Regions from separate parts of the Homo sapiens genome. Here regions 2 and 3 are each linked to region 1. Evidence: read pairs that join two places in POLR2A ChIA-PET (ENCODE). Cell type or tissue: A673. All regions are shown on one strand.

Evidence for each region. ChIA-PET counts read pairs that join two places held together with the same protein. Peaks named below come from ENCODE experiments on the same cell type or tissue, not always from the same donor. Only the 100,000 strongest peaks of a DNase experiment are listed, where the experiment ranks them.
Region 2: POLR2A ChIA-PET joins it to region 1 with 7 read pairs; 1 of 35 experiments calls an interaction of 5 or more read pairs at or near these places.
Region 3: POLR2A ChIA-PET joins it to region 1 with 5 read pairs; 2 of 35 experiments call an interaction of 5 or more read pairs at or near these places.

Annotation. Positions count from the first base shown.
Region 1 is chr6:11,408,648-11,412,647 of GRCh38, reverse strand. No RefSeq gene overlaps it. Among named protein-coding and RNA genes, the nearest start is that of TMEM170B, 130 kb to the left of the region's middle. In A673, no CTCF peak of the experiment used is centred here; a DNase peak (open chromatin) is centred at 1,697.
Region 2 is chr6:13,370,523-13,374,522 of GRCh38, reverse strand. All of the region lies in intron 1 of GFOD1 (Gfo/Idh/MocA-like oxidoreductase domain containing 1), which reads left to right. Among named protein-coding and RNA genes, the nearest start is that of TBC1D7-LOC100130357, 44 kb to the right of the region's middle. In A673, no CTCF peak of the experiment used is centred here; a DNase peak (open chromatin) is centred at 2,252; H3K27ac peaks cover 443 bases.
Region 3 is chr6:12,171,247-12,175,246 of GRCh38, reverse strand. It overlaps a transcript of HIVEP1 not described here. Among named protein-coding and RNA genes, the nearest start is that of EDN1, 120 kb to the left of the region's middle. In A673, no CTCF peak of the experiment used is centred here; no DNase peak of the experiment used is centred here.

The DNA of each region.
Region 1 (4,000 bases):
TCATGTTTTCTAGATGAATCTTGTGTTTCGTCCCAAAGATATATATTTAATGAAGATTATTGAAAACCTTTGTAGATGCAGTCTCAGAAATATGTATAAATGACTTTAAAACTCCTGTTAATTTCCATAACACGTGACTCTCAAACAGACCTTTATACTCCTTTAAGGATTTAAAAGACATTTCTAGTATCTGATAAACAGTCACTTTAAATCACAAGTATTTACCACTATAATCACGGGGGAATGTGTGGCTCAGCCTCTGAAAGCCCCATTTCCCTCCTTTGCCCCTGAGATTAAGAGCATCCAAAAGACAGGTATTGTGTTTGCTCTGGGACCATGCAGTCCCTTAATTCCCATTGGCACCATCTGGACTAATTCCATTTTAAGACCAACTAGGTGGGGTCTCTAATCACTGGCAGATCTCTTATCACCAAGTCAGATCTCTGCAACTACCAATGGCTTAATCCTTCTTCCCTTGCAATGCCATATAAAGTGTTAGTCCTCGGCTGTTCTAGTAGAAAAATAGCAGAAGGCTGCAGTGTAGGAAATCTGATGAAACACAGAGTGACCTCATGAGTTAAAAATGGGGACAACCAAAAAACAAAATGAATGGTGGAAAGAACTTAAGTTTCTATTAATGTCTTTAGGTTACAAAAGTAGGGCAAAGGGTTCACAGGAAGGCAAATGTGTAGATAGAAGCCAACAAAAAAAGAGCATTCAGTGGAGGAGTACTTCTGGGATGGCGCTGGGAGACTGCTCATTTTATTTTATTATGTAATAAAAAGGAAAAATGGAGGTGTTTTTGTTCAAGAGGATCAGACCAAAGGGGTATGCAGTATACGCTGTGAACTCATTCAGAGGAACCAACATATTTTAGAGTAAAGTTGTCTAAAAATAACTTGCTTCAACAGTTCTGGGACATTTTTTTCAGTCTTTTGCCAAGAATCTAATTAATGTGTGTTGCGATTTTCTTTCAGGCAATATGATGTGGATTTTATATCTCATATTCTTTTTTTTTTGGAGACCAGAGTCTTGCTCTGTTGCCCAGGCTGAAGTGCAGTGGCTCAATCTCGGCTCACTGCAACTTCCACCTCCCAGTTTCAAGCAATTGTCTTGCCTCAGCCTCCCGAGTAGCTGGGACTACAGGTGCCCACCACCATGCCCGGCTAATTTTTTTTGTATTTTAGTAGAGACAGGGTTTCACCACGTTGCCCAGGCTGGTCTCGAACTCCTGAGCTCAGGCAATCTGCCCGCCTTGGCCTCACAAAGTGCTAGGATTACTGGCATGAGCCACCATGCCTGGCCTCTCATATTATTTTATAAAGAAAATTCATATAGCCAAGTGGATGTGAATAATGTGATATGTGAGCAGCTAAGATGCTAAGGCTCATCATGCCATTACTTGATTCTCTCCAGCCCAGGACGTTGATACAGATCAGTTAACCCAGTGAAACTACTCTTGCTGCTCTCCTCTTCTCATCCCCACGTTCCACTGTATTTCACTTCTGCAGAGAGCTGGTGCTCAGACTGTGCCTCTGTGAAGCTGGCAGTGAGTGGGCAAGTGAGAAGACTCAGAGTAGAAAATAGGTTCCAGGCATGGACTTTCATTGTTACTCAGAGTTTATGTAAGTAGCTACCAGGAAATAATTAAATCTAAAGGCTGAGGCTGGCCTATCTTCCCGGGACATCAGTGAATAATAATAAAACACTTTATTAAGAAAATCCTGCCAGATCTATTCAGAAATAGGATGTACATGATCTTTTAAGATAAAACACAATAAACTTCAAATATGCTTCACAATTTTTTTTTCTAAGTGGGCCACTTTAGGCTGAGCCTCCAACTTCCTAGGAGCCTCTCACCACACATTATAGAGCATAATTTCAGGAAACATCTGCAGTGGATTATTCATTTCTGGGAGTATTATCAATCTAACGAAACAGTCACTATGGATTTTAATAGTGGAGTAGACCTTAAACATAATCAGGCCTGATCTAATTATTTTAAAGATGAAGTTAAGAACAAAGATAAAAGGTACAAAAAGCCTTGTGGCATTTTTCTTTCTCCCTAACAAGGTCCAGAGCTAAAGTTTTTCATGCCCTGACCTATTGAACATCCCCCAAACACACCACTGTGTCTTTGCATACAATCTTCCTTTTCTATGCAACGCCTTTTTTTTTTTTTTTTTTTTAGATGGAGTCTTGCTCTGTTGTCCAGGCTGTAGTACAGTGGTGCAATCTCGGCTCATTGTAACCTCCACCTTCCTGGTTCAAGCGATTGTCCTGCCTCAGCCTCTTGAGTATCTGGGATTACAGGCGTCCACCATAACACCTGGCTAATTTTTGTATTTTTAGTAGAGACAGGGTTTCACCGTGTTGGCCAGGCTGGTCTCAAACTCCTGACCTCAGGTGATCCACCTGCATCGGCCTCCCAAAGTGCTGGGATTACAGACGTGAGCCGCTGCACCCGGCCAATGCCTTCTTTTATTGAAAGTTTTTACTTGCCATTTAAGACCCAGCTTCCTTGCCATTTTTACTTGCCGTTTAAGACCCAGCTTCCTTGAGGAAATGTTTACTTGCCAGCTTTACTTGCCATTTAAGACCCAGCTTCCTTGAGGAAATCTTTCTCTACTCACCTAGGCAGAGTTAGCTGCTCCTTCCTGTGTGTTCTAATAGATCTTTAAATATAATTTGGTTTTTAGTCCCTCTGTTAGATTTAAAGATCTAATAGATCTTTAAATATAATTGGGTTTTAGTCCATCTATTAGATTTAAAGATTTAAACCAAATATAATTTGGTTTTAGTCCCTCTATTAGATTTAAAGATCTAATAGATCTTTAAATATAATTTGGTTTTAGTCCCTCTCATCCAAAAGAAAAAAAAAGTAAACAATATCCTTTCTGGAGCTCCCTCTCCAGTTGCCATCCTTTCCATAGTCTCCCCTTCACAGCTAAAATCCTTAAAAGAATTGTTTCCATATTCAGGCTTTACTTTCCCACTTCCATTTCCTTTTCAATTCACTCCAACTGGCTTCTGACCCCTCCACTCTGCTGAAATTATTCTTGGAAAATGCAGCAATGACTTCTGCACTACCCAATCCAATGGCTGATTGCCAGTTCTTACTGCACTTTTTCCCTGTCTTGAAGATTCTATACAGTTGACCACCACATCTTTAAAACACCCTTGGCTTCTTACACACCACAATCTATTGGTTTTCCTCCAATGACTTGAGGCATTTCTTCCAATTTCCTTGAGAATTCATCCACCTCTCCTGAAACTTTAGTGTTAGAATTCTTAGAGTTTATACCTCAGTTCTCCTCTTTCTTTCTTGGTGATCTAATTCACTCCCTGGCTTCAAATTCTAAATCAATATCTACAACTTTCAACAACATGTCTACAGTTAATCTCTTTCTGAGTAAGAGAAATTGCAAATCCAACTGCATACTTAAATTGCTAGCATCATCATGAATGATTATAAATGATAAAATACCACTGAGAACTAGCTAAAATAAAGCAGAGTCAGAGACACAGAGAGAGAAAGAGAAAGAGAGACAGAGACAGAGAAAGAAATGTATTAATAGACAAATACCAACTCAGCTCATGTAACCAAGCCAGGGACAGAAACAAGGGAATGCCTATATTCTCAGTAGTCTTTTCTTCTGCCTCTTCTTTCTCTGTATGGTACCCTCATTTTTTCAATCCAACATCATCCCCACAGAGGTGACATGTTCATCAACAGCTCTGAACTTACAGGGTCACAGCTCTGCAACCGGAGTATAAAAATCTGTTCTCCCCATTCAGATTAAGAGAAGTAATTAGATTGGTCCAGTGAGGCTCATATGGCTTTTCTAGGAATCAGTCATTGTGTTCTGGGCATGATGATATTCTGATTGATTTGAATTGGGCCATATGAACACCCATAATTACTAGAGGAATAATATTGGGTCAGGCAGTCACCTAATTAATATCATTTAAACTATTCAACATTTCCATCTAGGTCTTT
Region 2 (4,000 bases), 2.0 Mb before region 1:
ACCAGCCTGGCCAACATGGAGAAACTCTGTCTCTACTAAAATTACAAAAATGAGCCAGGTGCATTACAGGTGCATGCCTGTAACCCCAGCTACTAAGGAGACTGAGCAGGAGAATGGCTTGAACCTGGGAGGCGGAGGTTGCAGTGAGTTGAGATTGTACCACTGCACTCCAGCCTAGGCGATAGAGTGAGACTCTGTCTCAAAAAAAAAAAACAAACACACACACACACACACACACACACACACACAAAAAAAAAACATATTTTTAAAAAGACTAGGCTGGCTTTGTAGCCAGACAATCTGGGTTCAAATTCCAGATTTGACTCTACTACTATCGAGTTGTGGAATCAGAGGCAAGTTGCTTACCCCTCAGAGGCTCAGTTTCCACATCTGTAAGATGGGAACAGGACAAGTACCTGGTTGTGTAGACTAAAACATGAAAATGCATGCAAAATACATTGTGCCTCCTCTGGCACAAAGTAAGCACTCAATAAATGACTGTTGTTGCTATTTGAAATTGTACCATTTGTGCTATGAGCAGATCAGACTAGTCTTTTGAGTTGGGAAGTTGTATTGATGTTAAGAACTTTCATGGGGATTGAAAATCGGGGATTTAGTCTCTTCAAATGGCCTCTTTTAATGTATATGGAGGAAGGGACAGAGGGAAGAGTGAGATTTAGACAAGTCAATCCTGATGATACTTCCACTTCTTTTGCAGTTTCTAACTTCAAAAAAAAAAAAAAAGCGTAGTGTGTGTGTGTGTGTGTGTGTGTGTGTGTGTTGGGGGAGCAGGAAGGAGATTAGCAGGAAGAAAAATAAAAGGGGAAAAAGAGCTGGGCTAAATGGAGTGTTGCAGTAAGTGAGTGAGAGAGTGAAAGTGACTAAATGTCCCATGTCTCAGGGTGCAGGGATGGAGGGATTATAAATAGCTCTGTTCATATGCTTAGTTCTGTTGAAACCAGAGATTTGTCTTTGACCTGCCTTTTTTCTTTTTCTTTACTCTAAACTCCAATTCTGCTTAATCTTTCTTGAATCACAGATTATTTTAAGAATCTAATGAACCTCTCTCAGAAAACTGTGCATCAGGATATACACACAACAGTTTTTATAAACAGTCCAGTATTAGCAGTTTCCCAGATTCCACATTAAACACCATTAATCTTATTTTAGACCATTTTTTATACCCGAACCAAACTCTGAATGATGAATAGGCAAGCTCCTATGCATGCTTCAGAACCCAGCTCAAACGTTCCCTCTCCAGCAAAACTTTCTTCCATGCCCAAATCGGTTGGGCAGCCCTTCCTTCATGGTTTCATTGTTTATCACTTTCTGAGATCTGCATTCCATAATCACGCCTTTCCTGATTGGTCTCCTCTACTAGACTGTGAGCTCTTATTCATCTTTCTTACTCATTTTTTGGTCCCAGTGCCTAGCACAGAAATGTTGAAGGAACAAAGTATAAATGAAGATAATGAGTTCCCTACTTGAAATGCAAAGCAAGCCGTCTCTACCTTCTGCAAATGCGAGGAAAAAATAGGAAGCCATATCTGATGGGACTTCTTTTGGGGGCTCTGCCAATCTGCTGGGACAGCTGCAAGCCAGCCTGCAGAACTAGCATCCGTTTTGGCTTCTAGAAGATAAGGGGCTGTCAACACAAGTGGAATGATGGGGAGGAACTCGTGGAAAGTAGCATTGCCTCTGAGATTTCCACCATGATTAGATCAGGGATTGTGTGATTGGAAGTGTGCTCACGGGGAGGGATGCTTGAGGTTCCAGGCTGATTATGTTAGGGAACAGCCCTGGTCCCTGGGTGGCCAGGTGTCAGCCATCCTTCAGGTACCCAGGGATAACTTCCCTGATGAAGGGCAGCAACGGGTACCTGCTCTGTGGGACAACAGAGCTCCATCTTTCCCTAGAGGTGTGAATGGGAAGCCCCTTGCCCAGACTCCCAGGGGTACCATTTGGATCAAGTGTCAGCCCCACCAAAGCTCTGATCTGTCCTGAGATAGGAGCAGAGACTCAGCCACAACTTGGAGACCCTGAGCTTGGAGGATATAAGGGGAGCAGCTGCCTGAAGGGCTTTAGGGTCTCTGGGCTGGAAACTCTTCCCTATAGCACAGATTTCTCAGGAGGGCCATGAATATTTTGGCTCGGTTACAGAGAACACATTCAGCAGGCTTCGGAGGGAGCTGATTTTCCATTTCCCCATGAGGGATCTCAGGAGGGCAGTAAAGCTTCTTCTGAAATTATTTAACTTAAAAGCTTCTGATGAAGATCAGGCACACTGCCTTGCACATAGCACTCTAACCCGTCAGAAGTTTCCCACGGATCTCATTTTGCTCCTAATTACAGCACGGCAACATAGGTTGGAAGGTATCTCTCAGCTCCACCATTTTAAAGACAGATAGCTTCGCTTTATTTGCTGCTGAGAGGATATTGTCTTAAAATTTTAAGTTGGTTCAAGCCCCAAAGCCTTCAAAAGACCCAGCTTTAGCTCTTTGTTCTCACACAAAGGGCTGCCTGGTCTTTGTGGAGTGAGTTGTGAAGGCCTCCCCAGAAGACTCAGGCCAGTCCTCGTGTGCTTTCTGCCACTCACCCGTGGTCACACTGCATCACATTGACAGATGCGGCAACCCTCCAAGACAGCCATTTCTGGATGCAGGGACAGAGCCCTCAGGGGGGCGAGCTGAGCATGGAGCCGTGGCGTGATGGTTCACAGTCCTGGATGGATGCAGCAGAGTGACCCTCACCCATCATACCCGCATGTGCACAGAAAGCCCCTCCCGTTCCTCTACCACCATTGAGAGCACCAGGGGACTTTGCCAGACCTCTCCCACCACTTGGGAAATGTTTGGGGCTTGGCAAAACACAAAACATACTTTCTCAGGCACTTCTTGTTTTCATGGTTTTCATTTTTCACTGCCTGTTAATCTGGAGTGAAATAGAGTCCATATGTTCCAAGTCCCTTTGCCTAATTCTCTGCAGCATGATTTTTATCTCTGAAATTGTTTGAAGTCCCAAAGTTTTTGATCTTTTTGCCTCAGAAAGTGGGCACCACATTTTGCCACAAGAGGATGTAAACCTGAGACCTAAAGAACGTGTGTTGGCCTGGTGCTCCCAGAGGTGTGTGGACTCAGCATGGGACAAGTGGCTCCCTTGTCTTTTCAGGGAAGTTGTTCACCTAGGAGTAAGAAAGTGCAGATGGCCTCCTTAGGCTGTGCACAGTGACCTAGGGCAGTATTCTTTTCTCATGGCAAAAGGGGGAAAGCCTTTGTAGGTTTCTCCATTAGGAAATTAGCCATGGCTGTAAAGGGCTTATAAGAAAACAGGGCCTCTGCCTCTGCCTGAACCCCTCATTTTCTGTCTTCCCGGTAGAATCTACTTACCCTCAAGTCAAAGAAATGTCATAGCCACGTGCTTAGAGAAGAGTGCAAGACTGCCTCTACTTATTTCCTACATTAAATGGGAGAGAGTGCTTTTCTCTAAAGAGCCATTTTGGTGCTTTCTCCTATGCTAAGACAGATGATTGTCATGAGAAGATCAAATACCTGTGGTATTTGCTGGAGAGCCGAGTCCAAAGCCCAGGCTGACAGACAGGCAGTTTGCAGAACAGGTACCTGTGTGCTTTCTTCGGGAGAAATCCCAGCATACAGTGAATGGCATCTGACACACCCAGGATTGTGGGGTATGTCAACCACACACTCAGACAATGCAAGTTCCCTTTACGTTGCACGTGGTTTTAGGGATGAGAGGAATGCTCTGTGCCACACTAATCCACCTACACACATACATACATACACACACACACACATAAACACATATACACACACACACAGTGTCTGACTAGAAGTCTATACTTAGAATTGTGCTCCTTTAGCAAGAACCTTTTGATAGCGAAGATTTGGGTGGGGAAAAGCTGGAAAAAGAAAAAACCTGAGGATCTTGAGGATCTCAGAGTGGGCTTTTCAGAAGCCCACCGAGAGAGGTAGGGTAAGGGAAG
Region 3 (4,000 bases), 760 kb before region 1:
CAGATAAACTAGAAAACACCAGCACTATTTAACAGTAATTAGATACGAATATTAATATTCATTAGATACCAATTAATTATTAATTCAATACTAATAATATTGTTGCAGTATGTAGATGACAAGCCTTGAGATAGTATTTGTAAATCTGTTCTCTCTTGCCCACACCCTATTTAGTCATAAATTTGTGAGATGACTCAACAGTTAGAGACACAATCTATGGTCATTGAAATAAACCTTGAACAGAGATTGAACTTATGTTCATTCACACCAGCCACCAGATCTAAATGGCCCCTAACTCTGGACCGAAGTAATGCAATGTACAGATTTTACAAATCATTCATTTACAAATCACTTAAATTACATTACAAATCATTTACAAATACATTTGGCATGTATTCTACGTGCTGAAGAGAGTTATTTAAATAGCAACAACAAGGACAACAACAACAACAAAAGTTGTAAGTGTCTCTAAGAGACAATACAAGTCCATCATGGAAATATGTTATCTATTTCAACTGAAATTCTAAAGAACATACGATTCTACCTGTAGCAGAAACTTGAAATGTTTTGTCGCCTGAATCTGTTGTGTCTTCCAAATGCTTCTTCTTTTTTTGAAGGATTTAGAAAAACGACAACAAAGGGTTCACAGGAATTTGTTTAGTTACAAAACAAAACAAACAAAACATTTTTCCAGGATTGGTCCCTGGGGTCCCTGTGTCAGTTCTGATCTTTATCTCCATTTAAAGGGCCTTCAGAGCACTGACCTGGGGGTACTAGGGTTGCTTAAGTATCAAAGAGGGTTGATGTACCATATACTAAATATTTTACAACTATTTCCAACAGAGCTTAATGCTTTCATCAAGCATTTAACTTCATTAGTTAAGTGAAGTTTTTAATAATTTGGGTCTGATTTAAAAAAAATAAATTTTAGAAATTATTTTTCTCCTCATAGACATATTTTTTGAAATTTGGTTTCTCATAATCAATATTATGAATTCAAAAGTTTCCAACCCTTGTAGATTAGAAATGATGCATATTATTTCATTAGAATAGTTAACATACTTTTAATGAAGACCAGATTGTTCAATCAATAATTATTATGATTGCACATGGTTGAGTATGAATAATAAGTAGACTGCATGAAGTCGTAAACTACTTCTGGCAAATAAAAATGTTGAAGGAACAGAAAATGTCTTGCTGTGTAATGAAAGTATAGAGATGTTCCGAAATAAATAAATTCAAATGTATTAAAGGGCACTACTGCTGAATCAAAACTGTTCTTAACATTTGACCCTACTGGGCAAAAATAAGCCTTGCTATTAGCAGAGAAAACTAAGCATGCCTGGCTAATTGACTGATCTCAGAGCTGGCTTTTCTTTCCATGACTGATCTCCAGGAATGTAAAGCCCTGATGTCTTTCACCTATCATGGTTTCCTTAGATCTCATTTGGCAACATTCATAGGTAGCTAGCTAAACATACTGTCTTTCAAGTAACTGAAAACAAATGAATGAAAGATGTCTTGTCTCAAGCAAATTCAACAACATAACAAATGTCTATTGGTCTTCGTGAAATATCTTTTTCAAGCCCACAGATATATAGACATCATAAAAGTTATCTAATTATTCACGTCTGCATTTCAGGACCAAAAGTAAGAATCAGACAAAGAAAAAAGTTACGTTTTATATGTAGGGACCTCTATTGCCTTATACTGCAATATGGGATCATCTGCTAAACAGAACAAATATTTATTTTTCTCTCTTACGCTTTTTATAGCTAAAATGTATAAACGCCTTCATTTCCAAGTTCCTGTCATCGCTTTCTTTCCCTCATAAAGTCTGCACATAAAAAGCAGTGCAATTTGCTGTCCCCTTCCTAGGAGAAATATGTTTAAATAATTATCTTCTTTATAAAATGTAATGGAAAATTGCTCCATTTCTTTTTGGAAATATTTCTGAAAAGATCAGACTCAGGAACTTCATAATATAATATGTTATGCTGTATTCCAACAATGTCAATACTCAAAACAATGTGAATCGCTGCTCCACTGTCTTCCCTCCAATCTTTTCTCATAAGACATGTAACAAAGACATTTTTCTGAATAATGATGAAGAACTGAAACCTAATATACTTGGAAGTTTACATGTGTTATGCTTGATTAGAACTGTCACTTTGGATTGCTCTTTTATCTCCTGCTATTTAAGTTAAATGTTTCTTCACTAAATATTTTTATGGCTCCTATTATATCAGTTGTGAGAAAGGGCAAAGAAAAAGGTTACAAAATCTATTATTTATACAAATATGCATGGCACTGGACATACTCGTTTTTGTAGAAAATTTAAATGGGATGTTTTATGAATACTAAATAGACTTTCACCTAGAAATGAATACAATACAACCCAATTATCATAAATCATTACTGAAAAAGCAGCATGGAACAGTAGAAAAAAAAAAAAAAGGACCGTGTTTTAACTCCCAGCCTCACTACTTAACTAGCTTTGCAACCCTGAGCAATTATCTCAACCACAATGTGAGAATGACTTCATATAATGCAATATCTGTTGTAAATGTTAAAATTAAAAATACTGCACTATATAAAATGTGAGTTTTTTTAATAAAACACTATCATACCAACAGAGCATGACCTATAATCTCAAAATTTAAATCTAATATCTTGTTAGTTTAAGTAAGAAAATTTACCTATCTTTGAAAAGTCATTTATCAATATCTCTTTGAGCCAGGAAAATTTCCTGTTTAATTTGAGGTGTCTTAATAATTACCAAAATCAGCTATATTTTTTTTCAGAATGAGATTTATGGTCTAGGTGGTGGGGAAATAAAACTTAAAACTTATTTAGGTCCTTAATTTCCACTTTTCCATCCTTACCTGAGCATGCAGTCCCCAGTAACAATCTAGTTCCCAGTAACAATCTAGCACCTCAAAAGAACAGTTGTTCAGTGTGCTGAAATAAACCCTTAATACAATATCTAATGTACACCTCAGGCATGATGGAATGAGACAGCCCTAGCTTCTCAGAGAACAAAAGCAAAGTAATTAGAAAACTTTTGTTAAATGTCATGGGGACTTTTAATTATGTCTGAAAGGCCAAATCTACAAAATGAACAAAACTTGATTCCTGACTTAGAGAAATGTCCGCCTGGTCCTTCTCCCAGATGATGGAATGTGGGTGGGTCATGGGTTTGAGTCCCAGGCTCTTCTCAGCTGCCTCTGTCTACTTTCTCAGAGCAGATCTAGTTGTCAGAGTCCGAGCTCTTGGAGGTGGTGTCCATTCAGAACTCGCTTGAGAATCAAGTGGAGGGGTGAACAGCTAAGCATTGCCTCCCCGGCTGATCCCAATACATCTTAGAGGATTGGCGTGAATCATACTAGAATGTTTAACCTTGCAGTCTTCCTTGAAGAGAAATCACTATGTTCTTCCATATTTATGTCTGATTATTATGCAAATATGAGCTTTAGCTGTGAGCCATGAATTCCCACTAGCTTCTTGCTGTGAGGTTCAGCTTAGTTTTACACAAAAATGAACGGGGACATGGCATTTCCCTCACAATAGCCCACTTTCTCTTCTTTCACAATCCCTGAACTCTCTCTCCTTCCACCAGAAAGGCAACTTCTTTTTTATTATTTCTGCTCTGTGACTCTCCCTAGGTGTGTCCTTAGCTATCAGGTGAGGAACCCGCCAGATTATCCTATTTCCAGCCCCTCTCACAGGGGCCACTGTGAGCTTGGCCTCAGAGCCTGATGGCCTCAGAATGTGCTCTTTTGTCTGTATCTTGTTCAAGCCTGGAGTCCGATTATGGAGGATGCTCCCAGAATGCTCTGATCATGAGGGTATAGAGTGTGGTTTTACATAATGTATTATGAAATCATGGATTTCTGGCTGGGCGTAGTGGCTCTGCCTGTAATCCCAGCACTTTGGGAGGCTGAGGCAGTAGGATTGCTTGCGGTCAGGAGTTCAAGAACAGCCTGGGCAACATAGCAAA